Regions from separate parts of the Mus musculus genome. Here regions 2, 3, 4, 5, 6 and 7 are each linked to region 1. A link is a loop called in an ENCODE intact Hi-C map of the cell type or tissue named here. Cell type or tissue: left cerebral cortex. All regions are shown on one strand. Region 1 overlaps Hmgb1 (high mobility group box 1). Region 2 overlaps Gm15411 (a long non-coding RNA gene). Region 3 holds the start of 5930430L01Rik (RIKEN cDNA 5930430L01 gene). Region 4 holds the start of Ubl3 (ubiquitin-like 3). Region 5 overlaps Gm15997 (predicted gene 15997). Region 6 holds the start of Gm36405 (a long non-coding RNA gene). Region 7 overlaps Katnal1 (katanin p60 subunit A-like 1).

What was found. A loop is a pair of places that touch in the nucleus more often than their neighbours do. Peaks named below come from ENCODE experiments on the same cell type or tissue, not always from the same donor. Only the 100,000 strongest peaks of a DNase experiment are listed, where the experiment ranks them.
Region 2: it touches region 1 in a loop (2.4-fold over the local background); 9 of 42 quality-filtered maps call a loop at or near these places.
Region 3: it touches region 1 in a loop (5-fold over the local background); 15 of 42 quality-filtered maps call a loop at or near these places.
Region 4: a loop joins it to region 1, with 4 times the contacts of the local background. A loop is called at or near these places in 2 of 42 quality-filtered maps.
Region 5: a loop joins it to region 1, with 4 times the contacts of the local background. A loop is called at or near these places in 7 of 42 quality-filtered maps.
Region 6: a loop joins it to region 1, with 3 times the contacts of the local background. A loop is called at or near these places in 18 of 42 quality-filtered maps.
Region 7: a loop joins it to region 1, with 2.3 times the contacts of the local background. A loop is called at or near these places in 8 of 42 quality-filtered maps.

Annotation. Positions count from the first base shown.
Region 1 is chr5:149,046,792-149,050,791 of GRCm38, reverse strand. It overlaps Hmgb1 (high mobility group box 1), which reads left to right. Exons shown (of 5, transcript NM_010439.4): 2 at 41-204; 3 at 352-497; 4 at 891-1,065; 5 at 1,879-4,000. The coding sequence starts at 55. The coding sequence ends at 2,055. Among named protein-coding and RNA genes, the nearest start is that of Hmgb1, 4.3 kb to the left of the region's middle. In left cerebral cortex, a CTCF peak has its summit at 1,606 (motif pointing right); a DNase peak (open chromatin) is centred at 1,603; H3K4me3 peaks cover 22 bases; H3K27ac peaks cover 355 bases.
Region 2 is chr5:148,956,902-148,960,901 of GRCm38, reverse strand. The region is part of intron 4 of Gm15411 (a long non-coding RNA gene); the gene reads left to right. It overlaps Gm52833 (a long non-coding RNA gene), which reads right to left. Exons shown (of 3, transcript XR_003956018.1): 2 at 2,653-2,803; 3 at 2,341-2,504. Among named protein-coding and RNA genes, the nearest start is that of Gm52833, 3.1 kb to the right of the region's middle. In left cerebral cortex, a CTCF peak has its summit at 2,346 (motif pointing right); DNase peaks (open chromatin) are centred at 1,619, 2,134, 2,328, 2,581 and 3 more places; H3K4me3 peaks cover 1,559 bases; H3K27ac peaks cover 2,276 bases.
Region 3 is chr5:148,993,158-148,997,157 of GRCm38, reverse strand. It overlaps Gm15411 (a long non-coding RNA gene), which reads left to right. Exons shown (of 5, transcript XR_868721.2): 4 at 1-837. It overlaps 5930430L01Rik (RIKEN cDNA 5930430L01 gene), which reads left to right and starts at 1,943. Exons shown (of 2, transcript NR_102384.1): 1 at 1,943-2,040; 2 at 3,634-4,000. In left cerebral cortex, no CTCF peak of the experiment used is centred here; DNase peaks (open chromatin) are centred at 1,878 and 2,290; H3K4me3 peaks cover 1,394 bases; H3K27ac peaks cover 2,459 bases.
Region 4 is chr5:148,550,683-148,554,682 of GRCm38, reverse strand. It overlaps Ubl3 (ubiquitin-like 3), which reads left to right and starts at 1,895. Exons shown (of 5, transcript NM_011908.2): 1 at 1,895-2,730. The coding sequence starts at 2,704. In left cerebral cortex, a CTCF peak has its summit at 1,881 (motif pointing right); DNase peaks (open chromatin) are centred at 2,383, 2,725, 3,166, 3,631 and 1 more place; H3K4me3 peaks cover 2,592 bases; H3K27ac peaks cover 2,725 bases.
Region 5 is chr5:149,522,934-149,526,933 of GRCm38, reverse strand. The region is part of intron 1 of Gm15997 (predicted gene 15997); the gene reads left to right. It also overlaps a transcript of Wdr95 not described here. Among named protein-coding and RNA genes, the nearest start is that of Wdr95, 3.7 kb to the left of the region's middle. In left cerebral cortex, CTCF peaks have their summits at 1,326 (motif pointing left) and 2,142 (motif pointing right); DNase peaks (open chromatin) are centred at 1,709, 2,155, 2,499, 2,843 and 2 more places; H3K4me3 peaks cover 275 bases; H3K27ac peaks cover 1,444 bases.
Region 6 is chr5:148,807,054-148,811,053 of GRCm38, reverse strand. Gm36405 (a long non-coding RNA gene) reads left to right here and starts at 1,768. Exons shown (of 3, transcript XR_377235.2): 1 at 1,768-1,915. In left cerebral cortex, CTCF peaks have their summits at 2,464 (motif pointing left) and 3,258 (motif pointing left); DNase peaks (open chromatin) are centred at 1,679 and 2,434.
Region 7 is chr5:148,895,039-148,899,038 of GRCm38, reverse strand. All of the region lies in intron 4 of Katnal1 (katanin p60 subunit A-like 1), which reads left to right. Among named protein-coding and RNA genes, the nearest start is that of Katnal1, 32 kb to the left of the region's middle. In left cerebral cortex, a CTCF peak has its summit at 1,691; DNase peaks (open chromatin) are centred at 833 and 1,788; H3K27ac peaks cover 894 bases.

The DNA of each region.
Region 1 (4,000 bases):
TTCACAGTTTTCGTTACTAACGTCTAATGCTTTATTTTAGAAAATCAACTAAACATGGGCAAAGGAGATCCTAAAAAGCCGAGAGGCAAAATGTCCTCATATGCATTCTTTGTGCAAACTTGCCGGGAGGAGCACAAGAAGAAGCACCCGGATGCTTCTGTCAACTTCTCAGAGTTCTCCAAGAAGTGCTCAGAGAGGTGGAAGGTAAGAGGGCTTTAGAGATGCTGAGTGCCTCTGAGTTGTAAATTAGGATGAACGGGCTGGGTGTTCTCCTTACTATATGACTATTAAAGTGCTTTAGGCTGGCATATTGAACATCTCTATGTCAAGTTTACAAATAATTCTTTCTAGACCATGTCTGCTAAAGAAAAGGGGAAATTTGAAGATATGGCAAAGGCTGACAAGGCTCGTTATGAAAGAGAAATGAAAACCTACATCCCCCCCAAAGGGGAGACCAAAAAGAAGTTCAAGGACCCCAATGCACCCAAGAGGCCTCCGTGAGTATGAGCTTATGAGCTTTTATTTTGAGTTGTTTAGAGTAGGTAGGAATTGATTGAGCCACGTCGAGTGCCTAGTGTTTGGTTTCTTAGCTGAGAATGGCTTGGGTCGTGTATTTGAGGGGTCAATGTAACTTAAGATAGGTGGTATTATTAGTGAAGGCATTTGAACTGAGAAACTCACTCCTTTGCACAGTATATCACTACGATTTTTGGTTCTTTTTGTATCTTTAGAAATTGCTCAAAACTAATTTAGAATGTTTTGCATCTGTATATATGTCTGAATGTTTACACCCTACCCATACTATGGTATGAATTACTTAAACACTGCAGAGCAGTACAGAGTTGAGTGTTTAGTTTGTTAAAATCCTAAAAGTACATTTCTGGTTTTAGTTCGGCCTTCTTCTTGTTCTGTTCTGAGTACCGCCCCAAAATCAAAGGCGAGCATCCTGGCTTATCCATTGGTGATGTTGCAAAGAAACTAGGAGAGATGTGGAACAACACTGCAGCAGATGACAAGCAGCCCTATGAGAAGAAAGCTGCCAAGCTGAAGGAGAAGTATGAGAAGGTAAGGAGGATGACAGGATACCCAGTGTTAGGGGATTATACTTGATAACTCGTCTTATTTCCTCTTTGTTTGCAGGCTTCGTTGTTTTCATACAGGAACGGCCAATAGTGTGTTCAGTTTTCCTATAATCTGATTTGAGCTAAGGCCTTTAAGCTGTTTTAGTTGTATTTCTTAGTATGTATCCAAATTTGGGGGAAATTTGTAGCTACTTTTGGTGAGAATGGTTTCTAAATGGTTATGTGCATACACTACAAAAATAGATTGGGCAAAGTAACTGTACTGCCTATGTGCAAATTATTATATGTTCACTTTGGATTAAAATAAAATTGCTTAAACTTTAAGCTTGCCAAGGTAACTGTCATTAGAATGGAGGAAAATTGTAATTCGTATACATAAATTAAAATACCTAAAAGCTAATTTTTGTTGAGGTAATTTTTTCTGAAAATGTCTATTTTTTTAGATACACACCCCCAACCTCCCCCCAGTTTTCTTCTGTGGATTAAACTCTGGCTGTGAACCTGTAGAATGCTGTTTTGTGTTCAGAAGGTGGCAGTATTACTCTTTGATCAGTCTGCCTTCTAGTCCTCATAAACTAGAATTAGGATGTGGTATATAATTGCACTTCAGTGAGGCATAACAACACAAATATTAGTCTGACATTTCATGAGTTGTAGATTGCAAATTGTTCATTTTTATGTTGCCTTTTCCCTTGGTCTAATTATTTGGGAAGGTACAATGGGCCTGTGTGTTGTGGAGACTTTGTGAAGTTTTATTTTTTGTCTTTGTTTCATTCTCCTCTCCTTGTTTTGGAAGGATATTGCTGCCTACAGAGCTAAAGGAAAACCTGATGCAGCGAAAAAGGGGGTGGTCAAGGCTGAAAAGAGCAAGAAAAAGAAGGAAGAGGAAGATGATGAGGAGGATGAAGAGGATGAGGAAGAGGAGGAAGAAGAGGAAGACGAAGATGAAGAAGAAGATGATGATGATGAATAAGTTGGTTCTAGCGCAGTTTTTTTTTCTTGTCTATAAAGCATTTAACCCCCCTGTACACAACTCACTCCTTTTAAAGAAAAAAATTGAAATGTAAGGCTGTGTAAGATTTGTTTTTAAACTGTACAGTGTCTTTTTTTGTATAGTTAACACACTACCGAATGTGTCTTTAGATAGCCCTGTCCTGGTGGTATTTTCAATAGCCACTAACCTTGCCTGGTACAGTCTGGGGGTTGTAAATTGGCATGGAAATTTAAAGCAGGTTCTTGTTGGTGCACAGCACAAATTAGTTATATATGGGGACAGTAGTTTGGTTTTTTGTTTTTTTTTTTTTTTCTTTTGGTTTTCTTTTTGGGTTTTATTTTTTTCATCTTCAGTTGTCTCTGATGCAGCTTATACGAAGATAATTGTTGTTCTGTTAACTGAATACCACTCTGTAATTGCAAAAAAAAAATTGCGGCTGTTTTGTTGACATTCTGAATGCTTCTAAGTAAATACAATTTTTTTTATTAGTATTGTTGTCCTTTTCATAGGTCTGAAAGTTTTCTTCTCAAGGGGAAGCTAGTCTTTTGCTTTGCCCATTTTGGGTCACATGGATTATTAGTGTGTTATCTTTCATCTAGTTAGCTGGAAGAGAGCTTTTGTCCACATGCCCTGCCATTGTGGTAGGGTAACATTTTCATCCATAGTTGAAGAATCTCCTAAATCGTGATAGTTGGATAAGAGATATTATATAACCTACTTGGCAAAGCAAGGAGTGATCAATACTGTCACACCGTGGGACTATTAGGATCAAGCAATCTGAACGTCTGTCCTTGAAGGACTGATAGAAAAGTACCTTCTAATCCTTACACGAGGACTCTCCTTTAACCGCCATTACTGTGTAATGACAGTTATATTTTGCAGTTTCCCCTACTAAAGAAGACCTGAGAATGTATCCCCAAAAGTGTGAGCTTAAAATACAAGACTGCTGTACTATTTGTTGACCTTAGTCCCAGCGAAGGCTATCACAAGAACGCTGGCTGTAAAGCCTTTGCCCTTCTATCTAGATATGGATTGCTCAGGAAACTTGACTGTTTAAAGGTATTTTTAATTACTTGAGCCAGCTTTTAAAATTATGCCACATTTAAAATGAAGGGTATATTTTCCTATACTGTGGTTTGTCCCTTTATGAATCAGATACAAGAGGATAAACTTTGCATATTAGTACCATTTGTCCAATACATTTGCTTTTTCTTTATAAAACCCAAACTCATTCATTAATCAGGTTTAATCTGCTTAGTTTAGGGAACAATTTGGCAATTTTGTGGATTTTTTTTTGAGATTATCGTTCTCTTAAAGTGCCAGTGTTTTAAATAGCGTTCTTGTAATTTCACGCGCTTTTGTGATGGAGTGCTGTTATATAATTTTGACTTGGGTTCTTTACATTTGCGTTGTTAATGTAATTTGAGGAGGAATACTGAACATGAGTCCTGGATGATACTAATAAACTAATAATTACAGAGGTTTTAAATATTAGTTAAATGACTTTCACTTAAGAATTTAAGCTTTTGGTCACACTTTATAATAGTGCCTTATAGTATAAACAACTGAAAGGCTCTTTCCCATTAACAACCCTTGATGCTGGGGCCAGTGAGATAGTGGGTAAAAAGGCAGTTGGCTGCCAACCCTGACAACCGATGGCAAAAGGAGGGAACCAGCTTCCAAAATGCTTTGACCAAATGCTCCCTCCATTCATGAACACAGTTTTAAAATGTTAAATAGGCTAGAGGGCAGTAAAAACAGGTTTTTTTATCGAGCATCCCTAATCTATACATATGAGGAGCCATAATCTGAATGTTAAGTGAAAAGCGAGGTTGGTCTTAAAGATTGCACGTGTGTTCTTAAGCCTGTAGAGGACCTCCGCAGGCCGTAATGGTCTCGATTACCAACTTAAGAACAAGTGACT
Region 2 (4,000 bases), 90 kb after region 1:
GTGCTAGGAATGGAACTGGGGTCCTCTGGAAGAGGGGCCAGTGCTCTTACACAGAGCCACCAGCTTCTGTCTTACTTAAAAAACAATTGTGGTGTTGGGACTGGAACCCAGAGCATATACCATATGCCTTCCTTCTTTCGTCTCTCCCATTTCCCCATCTCTTCCCCCCAACCCTAACCCTGCCTCCCAGTCTGACCTGGAACCCCTGGGCTCAAGGTACCTCAGGGGGCCTCAGCCTCTCCAGTAGCCAGGACTACAGGTGCCCCCACAACCACATCAGTTGTGGGTCTCCTCCACAGAGCACCTCTTGAGGTTTTTTTTTCTGTGTGTGTGTGTGTGTGTATATGCGGGCGCGCGTGGGTGGGTGTGCTGGATAGGGAATGGGGTGTGGTGGATGGGTGGGGAGGGGTGAGGTGCACTGACTGCAGACCTAACCTGTAAATACTAGTCTTGCTGCAAGCTCGCTACCCTGACCTTGCTGCCTGCCGCCCAGTGCTGCCGAGCTTGCTAGACTCAAAGAGATCAAAAGGAATCCTTTTCAATCATCACCTGACTAGTCTGTACTTTCCTAGGCATTTTACAAACTAGATTAAATTAGCTACGCACCATGACCCAGTAGACAGCAAGGGACCGTTTTTCTCATTTAAGTAGGACACGACCTTGGCTTGTGAATAGAAGGGTTTCCACTGGTCTTCTGCGCCCTAACAAATAGAGTGAGTGGGTAGAAGGGACTGTCTCTTCCAAAGGGCAGCTAAACACCCCACAGTGGGGACGCAGTCCCCTCTTTCTTGCTGAGAGAAGAGCCTGAAATAGCCCCAGGGGCGGAGAAAGGTTGAGTCTGGAGGTCTTCTGACCACTAAGGTTAAAGATTTTGAGGACTCCCGAAGCCTCTAGTAAGCCAGGTTAGCAGGTTTTAACTCAGGCCTGGGAACGACCGGAAGCCTAACTCTCCACTCTAGACTGCTGGTGTCCTTTGCACCCAACCTCACCAAGGTAGGGAATCTAGGGAAGTAGAAGGCGTTAGTGTTAGAAACCCGCAGACAGTGGGCTAAGGAGAAAAGGGACCTACTTGGGAGAGGGAGGTTTCTGCAGGAAGTCAGCTTTCGTTGTCCAGAGGGCTGTTTATAATACTTAACTGCGGGCCTGCCCAATCCCAGAGCTCCTGCACGGAGGCGGGGCACCGCTTCCCGAGGTCCCCTGCTGAGCCGCAGGCTGGACCTTGAGCGTGCTGGGGAGGTGTGGCGCTCCTGCCAGGCTCCGTGGAGCAGGACACCCCCACCCCCACCCCCGCCAACCCCTGCGACATCCATAAAACGCTTCCCCCTCCATCCCCACCCCCACCTCCAACACCCGCACACCTGGTCCCCACGTGGAGCTGGCCGTGGGAACCTGGGGGTAGTGAGCCACCAGGTGGGAACCCGAGGACTGCGCAGAACCTTTGCAGAAGCACAAGCCCAGCACCTCGCGGTGCCAGACTGTGCAGAGGACCCTTCTTTGTCACGTGGTTCCCAGACGCGGGTGCAAATCTCTCTGAGGACTGCGTACGTGCCTCTCTGCGTGGGGGAGTGGGGAATGCTGGGCTCATCCTCTGGAACCCAGAAGGCCTAGCTTCTAGAACCGCTGCTGACAGGTGTCTGCGGAGGAGGCTCCCCATCTGCTGGACCAACCGCCGGCTTCCTTCCTCTCCCCAGGACTGAGTCACTGGAGCATCTATCTGCACGCTGCGGTTTCGACTTTCCCCCAAGTGCATAGCGGTATGTCATCTGAGAGGCAGAAGTCAGGCTGCCCCTGGTGCCAAGACAGAGGCTGAGGTGACATGCATTGTCCCGGCAGCCTGGCTTCTTACAACCTCCTGAGAGGACAGAAGGACCTGTCAGGCATCAGCCTGGTGGAGAAATCTCTTTGATTTCCACAGCCTGAATATTACTATCCTGTGCGGCCAGGAGCAGAAGAGTTTCGTTTCACTGTTTCTATGTTTATTTATTTTTAATCCAAATACACAGAGGTAGCTTTAAAGTCCACATGTTAATTTGTTCTAGGAAAATCACAAAGTTGTAGCCTCCCTGGTCTACTCTTATTTCCGTCTCTGCGTTTAGTTGTACTGGGGTGTTTGGAGCACTTATTCCTAGGCAATGCATTTTAAAAGCTGTGTCTTTGTTATCTTAATTTAGAGAGTCCTGACGTTGCTACGGAAGTCAAGGAAAAGCCTTCTGCCTCCTCAGGCCTTCTTGCCCCTCAAATTTCCTGTATTTCTTCCCATCTTACCTGTCCACGAGATTTAGCTTAATTAAAAAATAGATGTTTACTTCATGTGTCTGTATCATACGCATGCATTACCTGTGGAGGCCAGAAGAGGGCGTCGGATCCCCGGGAACTAGGAGTTACAGATGGTTGTGAGCTGCTGCATGGATGTTGGGAATGGAACCTCGGTCCTCTGCAGGAGCAGCCAGTCCCCTTTACCCATGAGTCATCTCTCCAGTCCTTTAACAACATTTTAGGAAGCACTATAGAAGAAGAAAAGTGCACCCGTTGAAACTAGGATGGTAACTATTGTCAATTTGATAGGATCTAGAATAACATGGGACACAGCCTCTAGGCAAGCCTCCGAGGGGTTGTCCACGTTAGGTTACTTGAAGTAGAAGAACACCTTACGTGTGGGCAGCACTATGGGCTGGGATCCTGACTGAGTAAACCGGAGAAGGCGAGCTGAGCCCTCTTCTCTTCAGTTGTTCTTGGTAGAGCATTTTTGCCACAGGAGTGAGATAAATAATGAAGGCCACAATGTATTCTGATATCTAAGACACTAAAATAAAAAAGAAAAGCACATTTTAGAATAGCATGAGCTATGCTGTCCACATCTGATGAAGTCACTGGTCATATTTGCATTACTAGGTAAGTATTATCTGCATCAAACTGGGATTGCCTTTCTACTTACACACACACACACACATTACACATACACACACACACACACACATTACACATATACACAAACACACACATTACACACATATATACACATACAACATACACAGGTATACATATCATACATATTCTCTCCTGGATCTTACTGTGAGGACCAGGCTGACCTTGAACTTGTGGCAATCCTCCTGCCTCTGTGTGCTGGAGCATCTATCTTTTACAGGTGTGTAACCAGCTTGCTCCATTTGCCTTATCTTTTGAATTGTGAAGTTTTAATTATGAGTTGATCTCCAATCTCTGTGACTTTTTTTTTATAAATTAGGAATTAATCTTCAAGTGCTTTCCAATGTCACAACCCTGCTGCTCCTCTCCAGGGCCTTCTTCTCTGAGATGACATCTTCCTTTGTACTGCTGTTCTGTTCTGTTCTGACGAATGACTGGGTATTGGGTGTTGGACCCCTTTCACTCCCTCAGAGCTTCCATCCATGTTGTCTTCTGTGTTGTGTGCCTTGTTCCCTGGGGCTTGAGTTTTCTCCCTTGGTTTGTTTTAAGCTGGGTGTGGTGCACACAACTGTAATTCCAGCCCTTAGGAGGTAGAGGCAGGAAAATCAGGAGTTTGAGGATATTTGGGGAGTTCAAGGTCAGGCTGGACTACCAGGGACTCAGACGAAATAGAAACAAAGCCCGCCTTTGTTCTGAGCATATCCTGTAGGAGCTTTTTGAGAAAAGTAAATATTTTTAGTGGCTTTGCTAACGTTTGATCTGCTCTTGCTTGCCTGTAGGCAAGTGTGATTTGTCTCCGTTAAGAGACCTCCCTCAAACTCCTAGTGATGGCTGCTGGCTCTCAGATAATGAACTAATCCCCGTGCGCCATTCTGCAGCCACCTCAGTGTGTCTCTAAGGAACTTCTGACAGGTGGTTGGTTTTCTGTGACTCATAGCTCTTGTTTGATCAGCTTCCTGAGTCGATACTCTACCATTCACTATGGGATATAAGCTTTACTGATAAGCGTTATGGAGGGGGCCAGGAGACCACCGTGGGTCCTAAATTCCCAATTGCAAATTTTTCATCTGCTTCC
Region 3 (4,000 bases), 54 kb after region 1:
CTAGTCCTGCTGCCAAGAGCAACCAGACCCTTATAAATGAAGGTGCATGACAGCCTCCTGAGGCTGACTTGAAGGGTCCCTAAGAAACGAGGTCGCACCTGAGCCTTCCAGCAAAGGTTGAATTCTTGTTCTCCCATGTGTTTCAGTTACCTTTCTGTTGCTATGGTAAAAATACCATAAGCAAGGCACCTTAGAGAAGGAAAAACAAAACATATTTGGGCTTCAGATTCAAGAGTCCAATAGAAGGGGGCAGAGCCCCAGGGGCAGGAGCAAGAAGCTGTGCGCTCACATCTGGAGGCACAGCACAAAGCAGACAAAGTGAGCTGCAAACGGCAGCGTGGAGTCTTTAAATCCTCCAAGCCCCTTCAGAGTGACACACTTACCCCATCCAGGCAGTACCTCCTGAACTCCAAAAGCACCATGACAAATCCATGAGCTTGTCGGGGGTGGGGGTGGGGTGGGATAGGGGGGGGAGGGGGCGGCATTCTTGTTCAAACCACCACACCGTGAGTCAGCTGGCACATCCGTGAGTCTTTCGAGCCAGTAGAGCAGGGCCCTTGGCAATGCCAGGAGAACAGAAAGGGGCCTCTCAGACTGCACTAGCTACTTCAGTCTGGGCCAGGCCAGGCCAGGCTGGGCCCTGGAGATCTCTGAAGTAAAACCCCAAGAAGGCAGGCTTGCTCTGTCTGTCTGTCTGTCTGTCTGCCTGTCTGTCTCTGGTTGTTACTCCTGCTATCGAGGCTCCTGCAGTAACAGCTAGCAGGCTGTGGAATGAATTCACCACTGAGAACTTCTTGGCCTGGGCTGGAGAAAGGGTCGCCTCAAAGGAAGAGACAGGTATGGGGACCTCCCTCAGCAGTCCCACCTGGGGAGGGCATCTGTCCTACTCAGTTGTGTGGTTTTTTTTCCCTCTCTGCCCATCTCTTGTAATTGTCAACAAGGAGAAAGCTAAACATTGCAGGGCTCCCTTTGCAGGGACGTTGGACAGTTCTAAGACGCACACAGTAAAGATATCTTGGTGGGGGGAAAGGCCCTCTGGAGGCTAATCTGCATATATTTTCATTCATATGCATGCATATAATGTCTCCTATGAAGCTTCTTCCAGACGCTGAAAATAAAAATTCAACTGTTAATATTTTACAAATTAAAGGCAGGAGGAGCCACAAAAGACCTTTTCATTTGCAGTTTAAATTTAAAACTAACCATAGAGCCTTTTTCTTTTCCCTTCCTTCTTCCCTCTCTTCCTCTCTCTGGGTTTAATCCTAAGAGCTTTAATACATGGAAGCCAAACACTCTTACTATTGTATTAGAACCTTAATACTGGGTGGGGGATAGATTGTAGGGTGGCGTTGGGGGGTGGGGGAGACGAGGACGACGACGACACAGGTTCTCATAGTGTATCCCAGGCTGGCCAGGAACTTGCTATGTAAACTAGGTTGGCTTCAAGATCACAAATTTCTATGTGCCTCTGCTTCCAGGAGTGCTGGGATTAAAAGTATATGCCTCCAAGTTCTATTATTGTACACTTTTTATAAACGTAAAAAGAACCTATTCGAGGCCTTTTCAGGGAGAAAGAAGAGAAAGGCGTGGTAAAAATCGCCTGTTGCACGGTAGTTTTATCTTTTTGCCCCAAAAGAACTAGTACAGTTTGGCAAGGTTGGGCTTTGCCTTTTGCCAAGATGCTTTTTTCTAAAGAGAAAACGAACTCTCACTTTGGAAAACAGCAAGTCCTGTTTGTTTTCTGTTCCTTTAGAAGTCAGCCCCGGAGCGGCTGGCTGGCAGCGGCGAGCACAGCTCTCTGGCGTTGTGTAACCGCCAGGCAATCACGTTGCACCCACCGCTTCCACAGGCTTGTAACTGCAATAATAAGCAGGAGCTTATTCAAAGAGGAGAAACCATCCCAGCCGGCTCCAAGTCACGTGTCCAGGTCACGTGGCCTGCCAGACAGCGAAGGCGGCTGGCAATCATTAACTAATGCTTTCTCCCAGGGAGAAAAATGCTGGCTTTAAGGAGGCCCGGACGTCAGAATTGCAATAGAAGGTATCCGGGGTGGGCGGGTGACTTTATTCTCGCTAAGTGCTTTCTAGAGGAGATGGCGGAGCCGGCAAACAGAGCCCCTCGCCCCCTGCTTTCTCTAGAACTTGCAGCCTTGCGCGGCACCTCCTGCTTTTGCAGCCCTGGGTAGCTAGGGCCACAGCATCAGCAGCCTAGGAGCCAGTGCGCCGCCCCAGCGCTGCTGGGACCTCAGAGAAGTTCTTGGTTAAAACTTAAGCGGAGAGCCAGGTTTCTGTGCCTTAAGAAATTGGTGCCAAGGGTTCCCGGAGACGATGAGAGGGAGGAGGCACGTCAGCCTGTGGGAGCTCTGGCGGAGTTTTCATGACACCTAAGTCTTGTGATTGATGAGACCGACCAGGCAGGCAGGCCTGGCAGGCGGTTTCCTTGCTCAGCCTTTGAATTTAGACATTTCTTTCTCCTTCTCTAGGCTGGGTACTGTTCCTGGGTGCTTCTAAAATCTGTGACGTAGAATTGAGTTTGATGTTAGCGTAGAAGTGAAAATAGCGAGTGGGATGGAAAGTGACCAAGCTTTGTTGGAGGGAGTGGGTACAGCACAGAGAAAGGGACTTAGGGAATAAACAAAGGAAGAAGCCCGCGCTTTTAAAACCTCAAATTTCCACTTTTCACATTGTGCAAACAGACCTTTCCCCAGTCACTGCGTAATGAAGATTCAGTCTTATGCAGATGAATCTCTGTGAGTCTGAGGCCAGCCCTGTTCATACAGCAAATTCCAGGACAGCCAGGGCTACATAGTGAGAGCCAACTCAAAAATAAATAAAAAGATGACCGGAGGTATCCGGTTACCTCTATAGCCCACCAGTTTTAAATCTACTTAGTTTACTCAATGGTTCTCCGATCCCATGAGAATACTTTTGCAACAATGCTCTAATCCCTTTTCCTTTGGGTTTGTACTCAGTAAGGAGACTTAATTATAAAAATTGATTATTCTTGAGTTCTATTTGTTGTTCCATACATGCAGTAAAATGCCATGTTTCTTAAATTCCCCAAAAGTCCGAGATGCATCTTACAAGAATGGGCTTTAATTCAATCTGTTGTCTTAGACTGATTTTAATAAAGTCATCTTAGTATGCTTTCAATTGCTTGGATAAAACACCATGACCAAAACCTACTTGTGAAGAGAGTTTGTTTCAGTTTACAGCTCTGGTCACATTATCACTGAGGGAAGTCATGTCAGGAACCTGAAGACAGGAAGCAGAGGCCATGGAGGGATGTTTCTGACGGCTTGCTCCCATGGCTTGCTCAGCCTGCTTTCTTATATCGCCTGGACCTACCTGCCTAGGAGTGACGCTGCCCACAGTGGGCTGTACCCTTCCACTTCAGTTACTAATCAAGGAAATCCCCTAAAAGGCCTGCTGATAGGCCAGTCTGATGGGGGCATTTTCTCAACTGAGCTTCCCTTATTCCAGATGACCTGAGCTGTGTCAACCTTGATGTAACAACTGGCCAGTGCACCCAAACCACTGTAGGATTCTAAGATAGTATTGAAATATTGTGGCTTTAATTGCTGATACTGGGTGGGCAAAACTGAGGTCATGATTTTATTTTATTTTATTCTAGATAAGAGTCTCATGTGATCCAGGCTGATCTCTCTGTAACTCCCAATGCTCTTCCCTCTATTTCCCAAACTCTGGGTTCATGGGCACGCATCCTTGCATCCTTGTACCTGGCCAATGTCTCATCTTAGCTGCCATTTCCCTATTATTGAGGGAATGAAAGAGGATGAAAGGAAGATTCTAGTGAAAAGAGAATATGCCATGGAAATGTGATCCAATATTTTGTATTCCTTCAGTGAGTTGAAGCATAAAAAAAAAACAAAAACAAAAACAACAACAAAAAAATCTAGAAAGCCAAAGCCTGGCGTGAAGGAAATAGAGGCCAGAGAGGACCAGGAGTCTTCCAGGCCTGGTGGAGAACAGCTTTAATC
Region 4 (4,000 bases), 500 kb after region 1:
ATGTCAGGAGAGGGTTCCAACGAGTTTTGTGGATAATAACATCTCAGCCTGTCTTATTTGAGTAGTTAGAAATGCAACCAGGTGCAGCAAGCTTACTTTTAAAAGGCGCGGCCTTATACAGAAGGGGCAGTGGCAGACAGCATCCCGTAGAAGACATGCTGTGTGATTTTGGGCTCAAAGTAGGGGTCATTACATCCCTGGCAATGGGGCTGGCGGACAGCTTTCCTTCGTTCTGCCAACTTCTGCTTCTTGCCTTTCAACAGCACTTAGGTCTGTCAGAGCCATGGTGGGTGGTGGGGAGGGGGAAGGAGGCTGAGGAGAGTAGGCGTGGCATGGGAAAGGGGGCTGAGAGTAGGTGTGGCATGGGGAATTAACGTGGTAAACATCTTTAAATGGTAATGCAGTACTCCTTCAGAATCTGTTGGTGGACTGAAAAGCTTCAGTTGTTTGGATTTCCAGAAGGGTTCATGGTGGGGAAGGGTTCTGTGCTTATTAAACACACACGGAGAGAAACTACATTAAGAGTAGAAAACCATGGAACCCACAGATGCTGAAATAGGGAAGCCACATTGGGGTGAGCCTGGGCCTCTGTTTTCCTCTACGTTTGGATTCTTAGGGAGTTGGGTCTGTGATGTAGGCTCCTAGGAGTGTATGGAATGCCTTCAGCCAGGCCGCCACTCAAGAGACAAGTAGGTCCTCTGAAGTGTCCCGTGAGTTCCCGTCCGATGAGGGAACACGTGACTGGGGAGATGGTTCTGGGGAATGACGCAGGCTCCTAGACAACAGGGACTGCATAGCTCACGTCTGAACTCTCAGTGGCCGCAGAGCCTGTGGTGCACCTGTGCGTCGAGAGAGAAAGAGGATGAGTAGCCACCGTTCACGTCAGAAGATGTGCTGTTATTTACAAAACGATGTATGTGCCATGCATGAAATCATCCTTAACAGCACCCAGACTTTAGCCCTGGAAGGTAGGCAAGGCTGCCTTTAGGTGAGGTCACAACTGTAGGTGGGTGTAATAGTATCGTGTGGAGACTGCCCTTCCGAAAGGTCTGAGATATGAATAAGGCTCAACTGAATACTTGTGGTTTCTGTATTCTGATCCTAGATCCGTGGTAGACATTATTTTTTCACCTAAATATTCTAGCATCGGCATTATATTATGCTGTTTTAAATTCACAATACAATTACGTCACCGGGTCAAACAGGGGCTAGGCTGGGAAGTGGTGAATCTACATGTAGTCTCCACTACCACTATATAGTTTCTGGTCATTTCAATTAAGCGGATTGCAGCTTTATGGCCCTAGGACTTCAGGAAACGTGTGTTCAGACATTGCCTCTGCTTCACAAGAGTCTTGTTTCTGTTGAACTTCCACGGCCTTATTGGAAATCAATGATTGTTTCTGATCTTCAAACTGTCATGTTGAGGAGACCTAAAGATTAACTCACTCAATAAAATGGTTTGAGATTGCAGGATGTGGAGAACTTGCAATGATTAAAACACATGCTTCTGCACCACGGTGTGTCCTATTTTAACTGTGTCTACACAGTGCGCGAGGGAATTTCTCCGTGCAAGTTGTTTTCCTCCAACAATCCGCGTGATCATGGCATTTCTGGACACAGGTAGGGACTGACTCCAGAGCAAGAGCCTCTAAACTGAACCGAGACAAGGGCGCTATCCTTTCCTAGCAACTGTTGCTATGCGGGGGCGTGGCATCGATGCGGGCAAGGACGCCCCGGAGGCCCCTTCCCCTCACCTGCACAAACTACATTTCCCATGATGCTCCGAGAGGGCTCCGTTGTGACGAACGGAACAAGCGCAGACGGGGGCGGGGGAGGTGGGGGGCGCTATTCCCAAGTCGGCTCTCGGGCACCAGCAGGGGCCACCGCCGCCATGTTGGGCTGAGGCGATGACAGGAGGCGGCCGGGGCGTGTGGGATTGAGAAGTGGAGGAGGAGGCGGAGAGTCAGGGCTCTGAGGGGGAGCTGTTCCCAAGCTAAGGGAGGAGCCCCCGGAAGACGCTGCGGAAGGCAGGCAGCGAGGCGGAGGCGGCCGGAGCCCAGACGCGATGCGGCCCGACCGGCGCGGCTGCGCTGAGGCGCCCGCGGCCTGAGCCCCCCCGGCGCTGCGCTCGGTTCGGCTCGGCCCAGTTCGGCTCGGCTCGGCTCGGCGGCTGGCGAGGTCGATGCCCTTGAGCGCGGCTGCGCGCAGCCCGGCTGTGCGGCCCCGCGGCGCGCGCTGAGCTTCTCGGCGGCCCCGGCCGCTTTCAGCTCGGCGCTCGATGTGTAGCCACATAGTTATCTGTACACTTCGTCGCCGGGGCTTTAATGAGGACCTGAGTCGCGAGCGCGTGTGAATCACCGCCTGGGCCGGGGAAAGAGGACGGCGCATTTAACCCCCTCCCACCCCGCTCCATGTCCGTGTGTCACTCGGCTCTGTCCACCTGGCGCGGCGGGTCCTGGAGCTGCTACTGCTGCTGACGATCGGCTCCCCTCGCGCCTCTCGCCCCAGAAGCTCTTGTGCTCCCACGTAACTTCTACTTTTTTTTTTAATTTTTATTTTTTTTTTCATTTTTGGGAAAAGCTCAGCACAAACCGATCAGAATTGTGAAGGTTCTTTTTTATTTTTTCCGTAGTTCCAGCACTTCTGCTCTTGCTTTTTGTTTTGTTTTCTGCGTAAACCTCTGGCCCACTCTCAAAAGGCAAGATGTCCAGTCATGTCCCGGCGGATATGGTAAGTGAACGATAAGTTCCGACGTTCGGATTGTAGTGTGGTTTCCAATCTTATTTAATCGGAAGACGACGCTGGCGTCGGGGCGAAGGTTTCTGGGGCCCGGCGGGGGTGAGAAATGGGGGGCACTTCTGGAAAAGCCAATCTACTTGGCTTTGGAGAAGTTGGCTCTTCTGCCCCCCTCCCCCCTTTTCTTTTAGGAAGCACTGGTTTTTGGTGTGGTTTTGCAGCTTTTTCTTTCTTTTTTTCTTCTTCTTTTTTTTAAAACCACTGGGAGTCACTGGTTCGGTTGTGTTTCCTAAGTCGCCGGAGGCAGGGAAATGCAGTGGAAGCGGAGGAAATTCCTTCCCGATTGCTAGAAGGCTTTCAAGGCTTGGATTTAAACGCTTCGGGAAAACGTCAAGGGCTGTGTGGACACGGCCGGGGACGGGCGGCGAGCTGGATACCTAGGGTAGGAAGAGGCTGTCTGGCTCAGTGACAGACAAGATCGTTCAGACGTAGGTGCACACTTGATACATTTCAGGGGCAGCGGCGCACCTCTTTGGAAAAAGTCTTGCTGTGAGCCCTTCGAAACGTCTAGCTGAACGAACAGCTATGACAACCGGAGCTATTTAAATGTTTTTCAATTCTAGGTTTATGGCGTAAAGCGTCCTTTTTAAAATATAGATATTCCAAGGTTTCTTGGTACCAAGTAATTAACAGTTTTGCATTTTAGGTTTTTGTTTGTCTATTGTTTGTTTTAAGCCAGTTAAGCATGTTTATTGAGCCTGGATCACTGGGCGTTGAGAACTGGAAACAAAAACTGCTATTGTTTATTGAGGCTTTTTCCTTTGGTTTCTAAATGTTAGGGTTGCGAGTGTGTTGACTGACAGTTACTGTGTAGCCTTACAGTGCTGAGGGGTGGGTTTGTGGGCGCGTGAAGTGACACTTTGCAGTCCTGAAGGCAGACATAATGCAAGTAACTGGGAGATGAATAATCCTTCTGAAAGAATCGAAGTTAATGTAATCATGCCCACTTATGTCAAGTTGACATTTGAATGTGTATGTATTACAGTGCAGAACCAAGATTGAACTTTGCTAATGGTTGCATTTTTAAAATGTCAAATATTTCTATGGAGAGATGACCTGTTTTACATATTTTTAAAAGAAAAATGACCCTAAATTGTGTATTTTGACCTTGGTTTAAAGGCATTTTGTTTGTTTGATTTTCCACTTAATATGCTGTTCAAATGCAAAGGAACCACTGGGCCTGCCTCCCGGGTGGCCACCGCGC
Region 5 (4,000 bases), 480 kb before region 1:
TACAGGGGGTTCTTAGCCTCCCTTGGCACAGATTTCTGTTCAGTTGCTAAGCAGTCAAGCCCCACCCCATGACGGAAGCCAAAGGCCAGACAATAGCTTTCCTCTTCACCCTGAGCCTCGCTGGGCTTCGGTTCATCTCTGACTCAAGAGGAAAAGTTTAAAACATTGAGTCACCAGTAGAAAGCTTCCGTAGCATTCTGGGGGAAACAGCAGTGTGTTGAGGAAGGTCCCCTAAAGCACCTTGCGGACCGTGGTTTCAGATCTACACAGGGTGGAAAATTTTGCCAACTGAGTTCTATTTCCTGTGTATGCACGAATGGTTTCCTCTCCTAAAAGTTTCCTATCACTGGGGCTTAATGACCCACAGTCAGCCCGATGTAAACACATTCACTGAACAGAGATGCTGTGGAGGAGGGGAGCTTGCTTCTCTGTCTCAAGCAGATACCATTGTCTGTGACCAGATCGCCCCAACCAATCACAGTCTCTCATCAGGTTCCTCAACAGGGTCACAAATCCCAGAACACTGTCTGAGGGATAATGTTCTTGAAGCATCCTTCCTTAAGTACAGATGAAAGCTGATCCCATCCCCGTCCCCCAGCCCCCACCCCACCCCCCAGCCCCGCCCCCGCCCCCGTAGTACTGCCTTAGGGAGTAGTAGGGTTGGCCCAGACTTTCCCACAAAGGTCTAGATGGCATCAGTACTGGCTACTAGAAAGGAGTTGGTACAGTCCACAGAGTCACAGATAAGACAAGGGAGGCATTGAACTCTGGCATAATTCCATTTTTAAAATGTCCTGGCAATAAGAAAGTCCTGTAGAAAGTGTAAACCTTATGTACTGATAGGTTGGGGGTGGTGGCTCAGTGGTTAGGACCAGGTTCAGCTCCTAGCACCCACAGAGCAGTATTCGGCTCCAGCAGTAACTCCAGTCCCAGGGGATCTGACACCCTTTCCTGGCTTCTACAGCACTGCATGGATGTGTGCACAGGCAAAATACCACACAAACGAAATAAATAAAAGTTTAAAAAAGTTATGTATTAGTTTAGGGCTGGTGAGATGGCTCATTATCTAAAGGCTCTTGCCACAAGCCTGACAAGCCTGAGTTTGATCCCTGTGTCCCATATGGTGGAAGGAGAGAACTGACTCCTGCACATTGTCCTCTGACTGCCTTATGCTTGCTTGCATGCACACACACACACACACACACACACACACACTTCAGGGCTAGAGAGATGGTTCAGCAGTTAAGAGTGCACACTGCCTCTTTCAGAGGATCCAGGTCAGTTCCCAGCACCCACACCTGTAACTCCAACTCCGGAGCAACCAGCGCCCTCTGCTGGTATCTGCAGCTACCTGCACCCATGTGCCCATCCCCCCCCACAGACCCACATAATGAAAAATAACATATTAAGTTCTCTCTCTCTCTCTCTCTCTCTCTCTCTCTCTCTCTCTCATGAAGCAGATCCCTTAATAAACTTACTGTGGCACAGCCAAGTACTGTTGACAATCGCCTTTTAATGCATGCTATGAGCCTTAGCTCTGCAGACACTGCAAGGACAGTCACCCAGGAAGCAGCCTTCACAAATGTGGTGATAAAAAAGGTCCCTTGTCACAAATCTAGCTCCTCTTATGCTAAGTATGACTGAGTCCCTGGTACCATGGATACAGGACAACAAAGAACTATGCAAACTGGGAGCCTCTGAAATCTACCAGAGCAGGGTCAGGAGACAGATTAGATGACAAAGCAGACTCGGTTACTGCCTCTGTCTTACAAATAATCTTGTTTCTCTTTCACATAACCCCGAAGCTCAGCGAAATGCCAACCTGAGATGCTTAACACTACATTCATTTTAAACCTTTTCCCAGACTAAGGGTAAAAAAAAAATTTGAATGATCATCAAATGAGGTCTTAAATATGGTTTGAAAATGCCATGACTTTTTAACATTCAAACTCAGCTCCGCAAATCACCCGTGATTGACATTTTATTCCATCTCATGGCTGCTAATTAAGAGACACAGATACGAGCAGCCGAGATGAAATCAGCAGGAGCTGCAAGCCATTCTTAAAATAAAACGCAACCTCGATTTGCTTAAATCCTAAATCAGCACACACGGGGTGCCTACCATGTCATTCACATGGACTCCACTAGGGGGCAATGGATGATTGCGTCTACAACTGAAGGGCGCTCGTGATGGCTGCTATCTATGCACTTCAAGTGTGGCAGGCACTTCACACAATGATCAGAGCTGCAGTGGTGACAGGTAGGGAGCAACCAGTCATCGCTCCCAGCGTGTCTGTCAGAAGGATAAGGTGAAATGGGTCATTTGCATTTCCAGCAATCAGCTTGCTTTCTAATGAGCAGCCGGTGCTGCCTGGACCGGTTCTGGCTTCCCTCTCTGGCGTGTGCTGGAAGGCAGTAACCAGGCCAGCCCATACCCAGGAAAGCATCCAAGAAGAGGCAGAGGCAGAGGCAGGGAACTCCACTAACAGGGGCTGGCTGCCACAGGACACCGAGGACATAGAGAGGCTTCCCTCTGCCTCACAGTCCTGCCAACTTCCATTTGGGGAATTCCAGCCTGGAGGCTGTGTGGCCCAAATCCAAGGCACCGTTCCCGTACTAGTCTTTATGAATGGTGCTCCCTACAGCAGGGCAGCGTATTGCTTGTCTCCGCTTCCACCTCGTGGGGCTTGGGTTGCAGATCTCTGTAAGATTTAATACGTCGTGTGCGTGTGTTCGTGTGTGTGTGTGTGTGTGTGTGTGTGTCCCCTGTCTGCTCTCTCTCCTCTTAAGAAAAACCTCTGTTTGAAAAGACATTTCAAGTACCACAGAGAGATGGTGCCTGAGAGAGATTGGGAAGTGGGGGTGGGTTCAATTCTACGCATGCTCCATTTCCTCCTGACCTGCCTAAATCAGCTCACCAGGAAGAGTCTAGAAATTCGTCATCCAGTCACAATTTGTGTTTAGGTCACTCAGTCTCCTCTGCTGGGGCAATCTGCATTTAGGCCTTATTTCTAATTGTGCAGCAAAATTCATCTGAAGGATTTTTCTGTCTTGGCTGAGTGGAGACTCATCTGGGGGAGGCAATGTCCCTCCCTCTTTTGTCAGCAGGGATTTTAGACAGGGTCCTCTATTCCTAGCCTGTGTCTTCAAGTATTTGTTTAACGAGGGACATTTGGTGATCATGAAAGTCTAGAGCCAAGGGCATAGACCAGTCCCCCATCTCTGGAACACAGAAGCTTGGGGGAAACTGCATAGCTGCACTGTACCTCAATTTCTTCATTCTTATAAGCACTCATGGTGACCTCTGCCTTGCGGGGTGTAGTGATGTGAATAGATAGTACTAAAAGCATCAGGCTCCTTAGTGAGCACAATGGGTGTATTAGTGAGCCTAATTTGTATGTTAGTGAGCAGCACACACAGCAGAGAGCACCACACTCACATTAAGGAGCAACATATATAAGTTAGGGAGGACTATGCACATGATAGCAGCACCACTCACATGCTAGGGAGCACCACTCACATGCTAGGGAGGACCACTCACATGCTAGGGAGCATCACTCACATGTTAGGGGACATTACACATTAGTGAGCACCCCTCGAGTGCTAGGGAGCATCACACAGGTTAGGGAGCACCACTCATGTGCTCTTTGAGTGTTCTTGTTCTCATCCCATCTTGTCTGCCTTTCTATTTTCCTTCTTGGTCTGGTCTCAGCCTCAGGACACAAGGGAGTCCCCCCGCTTCACCCCTGGAAAGCACAGTAGACATCATTCTGGTTCTTGACTCGGTACACACACACACACACACACACACACACACACACACACACACAACCTACCTGGTCATCGCCATAGAGGATCAGGCACTTGTCAGGCTCCACGGAGCTAAAGCAAAGACAGAAACAAAACACCATCTTCAGACAGGGCATGGGGAACAGGAGCTGCCTAAGGCCTCTGCATCAAGCCTCCTTTGTCACAGTTTTGGGAGCACACTTGTTCTGAT
Region 6 (4,000 bases), 240 kb after region 1:
TAAATGTATCCTTATTAAATGTATTCTTATTTAATGTATCCTTATTTGATGTATCCTGGAGCCTAAGAGCCCCTCCTTTTCTGACCTTGGGCTCAGCCATGCAGCCGACTTTTAAGCCCAAGGATGAACTGAGGGCACCCGGACAGGCAGCTTCCAGCCACTGGCCAGGGAAGTCAGGTGCTGAGTGCCTCCTGCAAATCTGTAGTTCTCTGATCAGCCCTAAATACTTGAATGGGCACCGGGGTTCTGGTGTCATGCTGACTTGCCATGCTGGTTTGGTGTGTTTCCCACCAGCTGGATTCATCTTGTCCCTTGCTTGCTGTGTTGGTCAGTTTTCTGTCGCTGACAAAACACTGAGAAAGTCAGCTGATACAGAAGGAAAGGTTTGCGAGAGCTTGTGCCCATTTGGTCCTTGTCCCACTTTGCTTTCTGTTGCTGAGATAAACACAGGGGCCGGAAGCAACTTGGGGGAAGGAAGTCATTTATTTCTTTTGCAAGCTACACTCGGTGGGCATTCAAGGCAGGCATTTAGAGTAGAAACCATGGAGGAATGCCACTTGCTCCCTCTGGCCTGCTCAGATACCTTACTCAGATAGACCACACCCATCTGCCTAGGGATGGTACGGCCTACCGGCCTACCTACCGCAGGCTAGGCCCTCTTACTGCGACCACCCATCAAGACAGTTCCCCAGAGGCCAACCGAATGGAGGCGGGTCTTCAAGTGAGGTTCCCTCCCTGGTGACTCTGGTTTGTGTCACATTGACAATGCAGAGTATGCCAGTCCTGATGCTGTGAGACTTGGCAGCTCAGTGTCTGAAGGGTGATAGAGGAGGCCGGGTCATTTTGCGGTGCCTAAGGAACAAAATGAGACACAGGAAGGGGACAGTTACTCACTAGCTTTGCAGTCTCGGGCAACACTGTCTCTGGCTCCGTGGATGCCACATGAGGGACATTATGAAGCTCTGGTGATGCGGAGCACTTGTCACTGGGTGCCGTGCAGTCCTGTGTGTGCTGGTGGCTGACTCCCTGTGGGATGACTTGGGATTCTCTAACACAGCCTCCTCCTTTGGCCTCTGGCCTCAGGCCTGGGTAGTTCCCTGCTGCAACTGAGGAGTCTATGGCTCCACAGGAGTCTCCCTCATGCCATAGAGCTGAGGAGGGGATCCAGAGCCCCAGAAGGGGCCACAGGGCTCAGCTTCATAGAGCTCCAGGACTTTTGTCTCTTAGGAGACCATATGATCACTGGGGACCTGCCACCACTACCTTGTGACTGTTTCATTGACTTTAGCTCCTTCCCGATAGAGAGAAACTACTGTCCCTCTCCTTGGCTGTGTAGAAACTATTTTTAGATTTCTGGCTCCATACCAATCCTGGAATATCCACCCACCTCCCCTCTCCGACAAATCATAACCCCCAGAGATTACACACCATGGCCACATCCCATATCACTTTTCTCAGGGGCAAAAGTACCCATGTGGTATTTTTACAAGCCAGGCCACCAGCTTCTGCAGCAGGGGACCCATCCCCGGCTCCTGGTAGCTAAAGCTAAGCATCAAGTGGCAAGCTGGACAACACTAGAGCCCTCTGGGTGCGTTCCTGCTTCTAGTGTGCACGGTTCTGCAGTCACACACTCTGTCAGCACATTCACCACGTGGAGGGAAACTCGGCTATTTTTCCGGGGGTAGGGGGTGGGGCTCACCAGCAGGTGTGTGCTCTGTCCCATCAAATAGGCACACTGTCATTCCCCACACTGTCATTCCCCGTCAGAGGACTGACAAGTGCCAGTTCCTTCCCCAGGATAGGACTGTGGCCCCAGAACCATGGACCGGTTACCATGCACCAACAGCAAAGCTGGACTCCGTGGATTGTAGGACGGACAGGGCAACCTCAAGTGACCCCTTGGCTAATGGCTGAGGTAGGCGTATAGAAAACATCTTTTTCATGAAGGGAGGCAGAGGCTTCGAGCTACAGGAGGGAGGAGAGACCAAGGGTGGCTAGACTCTCAGCCTCCTGGGGTGGGGGGTGGGGGATGGGGGGACTGCCGGAGCAGACTCCTGCCACCTGCCTCGATTTGTCCTGGCTCCCTCCCGACTCTCCCTGCCGTGTCTTAAACCCAAAGACTGCTCTAGCGGCCAGGGATGGGCGAATTTATCTTTCAGGTACTGACGCCCATGTTCTGGAGGGAGGGAGGGAGGGAGGGAGGGAGGGAGGGAGGGAGGGAGGGAGGGAGGGAGGGAGAGAGAGAGAGAGCCATCAGGGCTGAGTGAAGAACACCTTGGGAATGGAACGGAACCATAGCTTCTTCACCTCTGCTTTCTACATAGCCAAAGGCTAAGAAAAGATTTACTCCCACCTTGTGGGGGAAGGTCTGCTCTCCCGCAAGCTCCATTTAAACCCGCAGTCTCTGAGAAAAGTATGGAAGAGGTTTTTCTGCTTAGACAGGGAAAAGCTGCCCCCTGCTGGCCACAGCTAGAAACACTACTGGCTGGTAGGATTGGTTTGTTTGTTTGTTTTTAGTGTCCCCGCCCCCACTCTGTCAGGCCCCAGCCCTGGTCCTGCCCAGTCTAGCACTTAACTCTGTGAGTACCAGGTGAAAGCTAACAGGTGTGGCTTAGATAGAATTCCATCTCACAAGAAAACAGCTGAGTAAGGAAAGATGCTTACTAAAAATTCACACTCAGCCTGGCAATGTGGTTCACACCTTTAATCCCAGCACTAAGGAGGCAGAGGCAGGTGGATCTCTGTGAGTTCAAGCCCAGTCTGGTCTACAGAGCTAGTTCCAGGACAACCAGGACTACACGAAGAAACCGAAACAACCAACCAACCAACCAACCAAACAAACAATAACAACAGCAAAAATCTACTACCACCACGAACAAAACAAAACAAAACAAACAATAACAACAATCAAAAAACCAAAACCAAACAAAACATCACACCTTCAAGCTTACAAAGCTTCAGAACTATTTATTCTCATGTAACACAAAGGCTTATCTAGGGGAGAGGTTATTTTTCTCCCTGCCAAAAGAGAGTGTTCAATACTTACTGAGAGCTGATACAAGGGTGTGCCTCTTGCTTGTGTGTTCGTGAGTTGTCTGATAAATGGATGCTCTTGAGCTGGAGAGATGGCTCAGGGGCTAAGAACAGTTACTGTTTTTGTGCAGAGGACCTAGGTTTGGTCCCCAGCACCCACATGGAGGCTCACAATCCTTTGTTACTCTAGGATCCAGGGGATCTGTTGCCCCCTTCTGGTCTCAGTGGGTACTGCATACATCTGGTGCACATACGTACATGTAGGCAAACATTCATACCCATAAAAAAGAAATATTTTTAAAAGTCTGCTCTTGTATTGTGCCACGTGGCTGGTATAAGCCGTGAGGGATCAGAGGTTTTGGAGTCCATCAAATTGTGCCTCATGCCCCCTTCAATATGCAGACCAAGATTTTTAATGCCCTTTTGTATTAGATTCCCATTCATTGGTTTGGCTCACAAAGAGTGCCAGGAGCTGATGAGTAAGTCTGTCAGGCTATCCCTGCAAAGTCACCTCAATCACAGAGCAGCCAGACCTCTGACAGGAAGTCCCTACAGTATAGCGCAGTGGTTTTCAACCTGTGGGTCTCAACCCCTTTGGGGGTTGAATGACCTTTTCAGGGGTTCTAATGTCAGATATTATGCATATAAGATTTTTATATGATGGTTCATTACAGTAGCAAAATTGCAGTTATGAAATTGCAACAAAAATAATTTTATGGTTGGGGGAAATTGCAACAAAAATAATTTTAAGTTTATAGTTTACACCATAAACTAACTGTATTAAAGAGCATTAGGAAAGTTGGGAGAGACATCCTCTCATTGTGCAGATGCAGAGCCCTACAGAGCTCCTTCCACATCAAATCAGAGCACTTGTGCAAACCTCATGTGACATCCTTGGGAATCTGATGCCAGCTTCCAAGAAATAGCAGTCACCTCGGTGGCCCCGAACTGGACACTATTAGCAATG
Region 7 (4,000 bases), 150 kb after region 1:
TACTTTATAACTTAGGAGACTGGAAACTTCTTTGTGGCTATTTTTCATCAGTGGGGTATCTTAAGGACCCTCTTATTCTGGTCTTCTCACATTAAACAATCTATCCATTTTCATATTTGTAATCTTACGGCATTTTTTATCTCTATAGCTGTGGCTGAATTGCACGTATGTAGAGGTTGGCACTATTTTTTTTTTTAAATCCACATTGGATTTCTTTTCCCATTTATGATCTTGGTGTCTGAGAGATGTGCTCTTGGGTTATGGGGAGGTTTTGTCTCACCTGTGTGTTTCCCTCAGGGTGAGCACCTTTACTGGGATTCAGCCGAGCTCCGTGAGCATTCCTCAGCTCTTGATTTTAGAATTTGTATATTTTTGTTGAGCTTTTTCTCAGTTTCAAGGTTGTCAAGTTTCCAAGGGTTTGTGATCTCTGTTTAAATGTGGTGTTTTATAAATGGGAAGATTGAATGTGAAGTCTTAGCAACCATATTTCATTTATTCCTCCTAAACCTCATGAGCACTGAGGTCTCAGTCTTTTTGCTTCATTGCTGTATTCTGTGCCTAGAACAGAGCCTGGCACACTAAACCTGCTCATGACTATTGTGGGAAGAGTGTGCATATTGGTGAGCACAGAGCTTGCTGTGGATCTGTTGCTACAATCCTTGTATCCTGATTGGGCAGTGTAGGGCGCTGCACCCACGTCAGTAAGTGTGCTCTGCATTGTCTGCCTGCGTTACTTTGTGGGGCAGTAGGGCTCCGGTGGGCTGCAGGCTGGCGTCCTTGTCTAACGTTTCCTGTGTTTGTTTCTGCTGTGGGGTGGAAGCAGCCCCCATGTGCAGCAGTGTGCCCTGTGAACAAACTGGCTGCAAGCCCAGGCCCACAGCTAGAGTGCCTAGGCCGCTGTTGCCGCTTGGACGGGCGGCTGACTTGGTTTGCCAGTTTCCTCGCTTCTTGAATGTGCTGATATGTGCTAGGTTCCCAGGGCACCAACACCGTGAGCATTGTGGATGTCAGCTGCTAGACTGACCTGACAGTGGGAGACAAACAGAGGCATGAAAAAGATTATACAGAATTAGCAGTTTACAGAAGAGATATTGGAGCTGGAGAGATGGCTCAATGGTTAAGAGCACTTGTTGCTCTCCTAGAGGACCTGAGTTTGGTCAGGTAATTCACAATCCTGTGACTCCTGCTCCAGGAGGATCTCATGTCCCTGGCTTACACACACACACACACACACACACACACACACACACACACACACAGACACATTTAAAAACAAAAACAATTAAATATGTATAATTGATATATTGAGGCTGAGAATGTAGTTCTTTGATAAGAGTGCTTACCCAACCATGGATGTAATTAATCTTGACACCAAGAAAAAGAGGAAGGAAGGGAGGGAGGGAGGGAGGCAGGGAAGGGAGGAAAGAAAGAAATGATACGTCTAAGAAATTTTGCATTTGTTTTTATCTACTGAGTCCAGGCAGCAGAGGGTAAGTTGGACATGGGAGAAGCAACAGCTTTATAGAAAGAGCCACAGGCCGTCTACAGCTCGGAGATGTTCGGGTGACTGTATGTAGTTCACTGCCTGACTAGAAAGGCAGTATCTTTGTCAAACAGGACACGCTGTCAGAAAAATCCTATGTTGATCTGAAACCCGCCTCTTCTGTTGCTTCCTATCGGCCTCCGCAGTAACAGCAGCCAAGGGTGGTGGTTCCAGTAGTAGCTCATTGGCTTTCGTGGCCCACATTTCCCGGAATCCTCCTCCACGTGGTGTGATGTGCGAGCCATTTCTCAGCTGGTCATTGAACAATGTGTCTGTAAAATGCACGGCACAGAGCAGTAGCTGTCTGTGTCTTAATCACTCAGTCCCACAGTGAGAGGAGCTGCAAAGGAAGATGCGCATGCTATTTGCATTTGGGGACAGGCTGTGTCAGTCACTGACTGCAAGCTATAAATATTTGCTTTGTCACTTAGAGCCTCATTTTCTTCACATAGAATAAGAGGCACGACTCACAAAAGATCCTTACGGAAGTTGTCTTGATTTGAATAATTTAGAAATTAGTACAAAGAAGCTAACTATTTTGCTTTAGGGAAAAGAAAAGTGTCTATCAGCCTTCACACTGTCAAATGGTTGCTAATTCTGACCTTAGTGCTTCGTGCGCAAATCTAAGGAAAGAGTTCTGAGGTCACTCTGTGATGTTCCAGTCTAGTGTTCTGTAGAAGACCCCATGTCCCAGATGTCAGCTTCATTGCTTGAAAGCTGTCTGTTTATTAAAGTAGTGCAGCTAATGGACTACTTCTGCTCAGGCACACGGCGTATGTATCAGCTCTCCCCGCCCTATTTTATGTTTGTGATAATGACACTACTCGCCCACTTTCACGGTGATTCTGCTGTAGCCTCAGAGTTCTCCCTTCACCATCTTGCTTTGACTGGCCAGGTCGTTCAGAGGCTCGCACCGACTTCTCTGTGCAGGAAAGGGTTTTACTTGTTAGATTCCTCCTCCTTCCCATCATCCTTTCCAGCAGTAGCCACCAGGGTTGTCTGAAGTGCAGGTCAGATCGGATGCTGCCCGTTTCTCCATCCTGTCCTCAGTCACGTCAACAGCTCGGCTTTCCCACGGGGGGCTGGATAGGTGCTTAGAGAGGGCCACAGTGCATCCTCACCCTGCCTGGAAACCGTGCTAGCAATCCGATGAGCTGTCTGATACCTGCTCACATCTGCCTTTGGACAGTCCCACGATTCCCATTTCTTTGAGTCAGAGATGGGGCTTTTCCTTCCTCTTGGTGTGTATCGAGCCAGCCTCGCCTCCCTGTTCTGAGGGCATTTGTGTGAAAGTGAGATTTGAACTTCACTTTCCATGTGGCAAATCTGAAATCACAAAGTCGGCCCCTGTTGATGCTCTCACTACCTCGTTTCGAGCATACTGGAGAATGGTCATAGTGTTCCCAGGGTTTGACTTGCGAGTGACTCATAGCCATGGCCTAGCCACGTCGTAAAATGTGATCCGAGACAGAACTTGTTTTAAGTTGGTTGGTATTGTTTGTTGTGTTGTTATGCTAGGAGCTTGTTTTAATAGAGTCAGTTTTAATACCTGCCACTTTTGCTACAAGGATATTACTAAGCACTTGACCTAGCCCTAGCACTAGTCTGCCCAAGTGAGCAGGTCCTCAAGATGAGGTCACCAACACACTGTTTGGCCATTTGCTCGGAGGCTCAGATGATCAGGACATTTGCCACAGGAGCCATTTGGTTCTCTTCTGGTACTGACTGCTTCTTTGTTTACCTCAGAAGTGAAACTGGAGAAGTCTATCATGGTCTGTTGTCTCCTCACTGGACCCCTTGCCCTTCATTTTTCTATCAGACAGAAAGGGGCTGATGCTCTTGAAGGGGTGTGGCTCTACACATTAAAGCTGATCTTGTGGTTGGAATCCCTGAGAAATCAGAGCATCGTCACATTCACCACCTCAGCACTGCAGGACGCTTGCAGAGTCCTGCAGCTCATAGAATAGGAGCCTAGAATTTTTTTTTTCTTAAAGCCACAATATTAGCAAAAGGACTTAGGACAGACTAAACTTTTCTTTAGCTCTTGATTCTGTGGTTGAAAAGGGTCCTCTAAGCAGTGGGTCTGAAAGGTCCTGAGCAGAAGGAGGCGGGAGAGCTGGGGTGGGGGTTGGGGCTGGATGTTATGACTGCACTTGCTTGGGGCCATGCTGAGTAACTCTGTGATAGGGCCCCAAGAGCTGTCCTGAAGGAGACCATTGAGTCCTGTGTGGTGACTCAGTAGCTGGGGAAAGCTTGTAAGTGCAGGAAAGTCCCAGGTCCATCTCGCCTGTAGCCTTTGTACTGGCTGCTTTGGGGGATCTGTCAGCTTGGCCATTCACTGTGCTCTTTAAGCAGCTCAGTCAGCTGTGAAACTGGAGAACCGAGGAAAGGGGCTGCTTGAGGAGGCAGGAAGGCCTGAGCTACATGTTCTGTCCCAACGTTTACTGGTAAATGGAG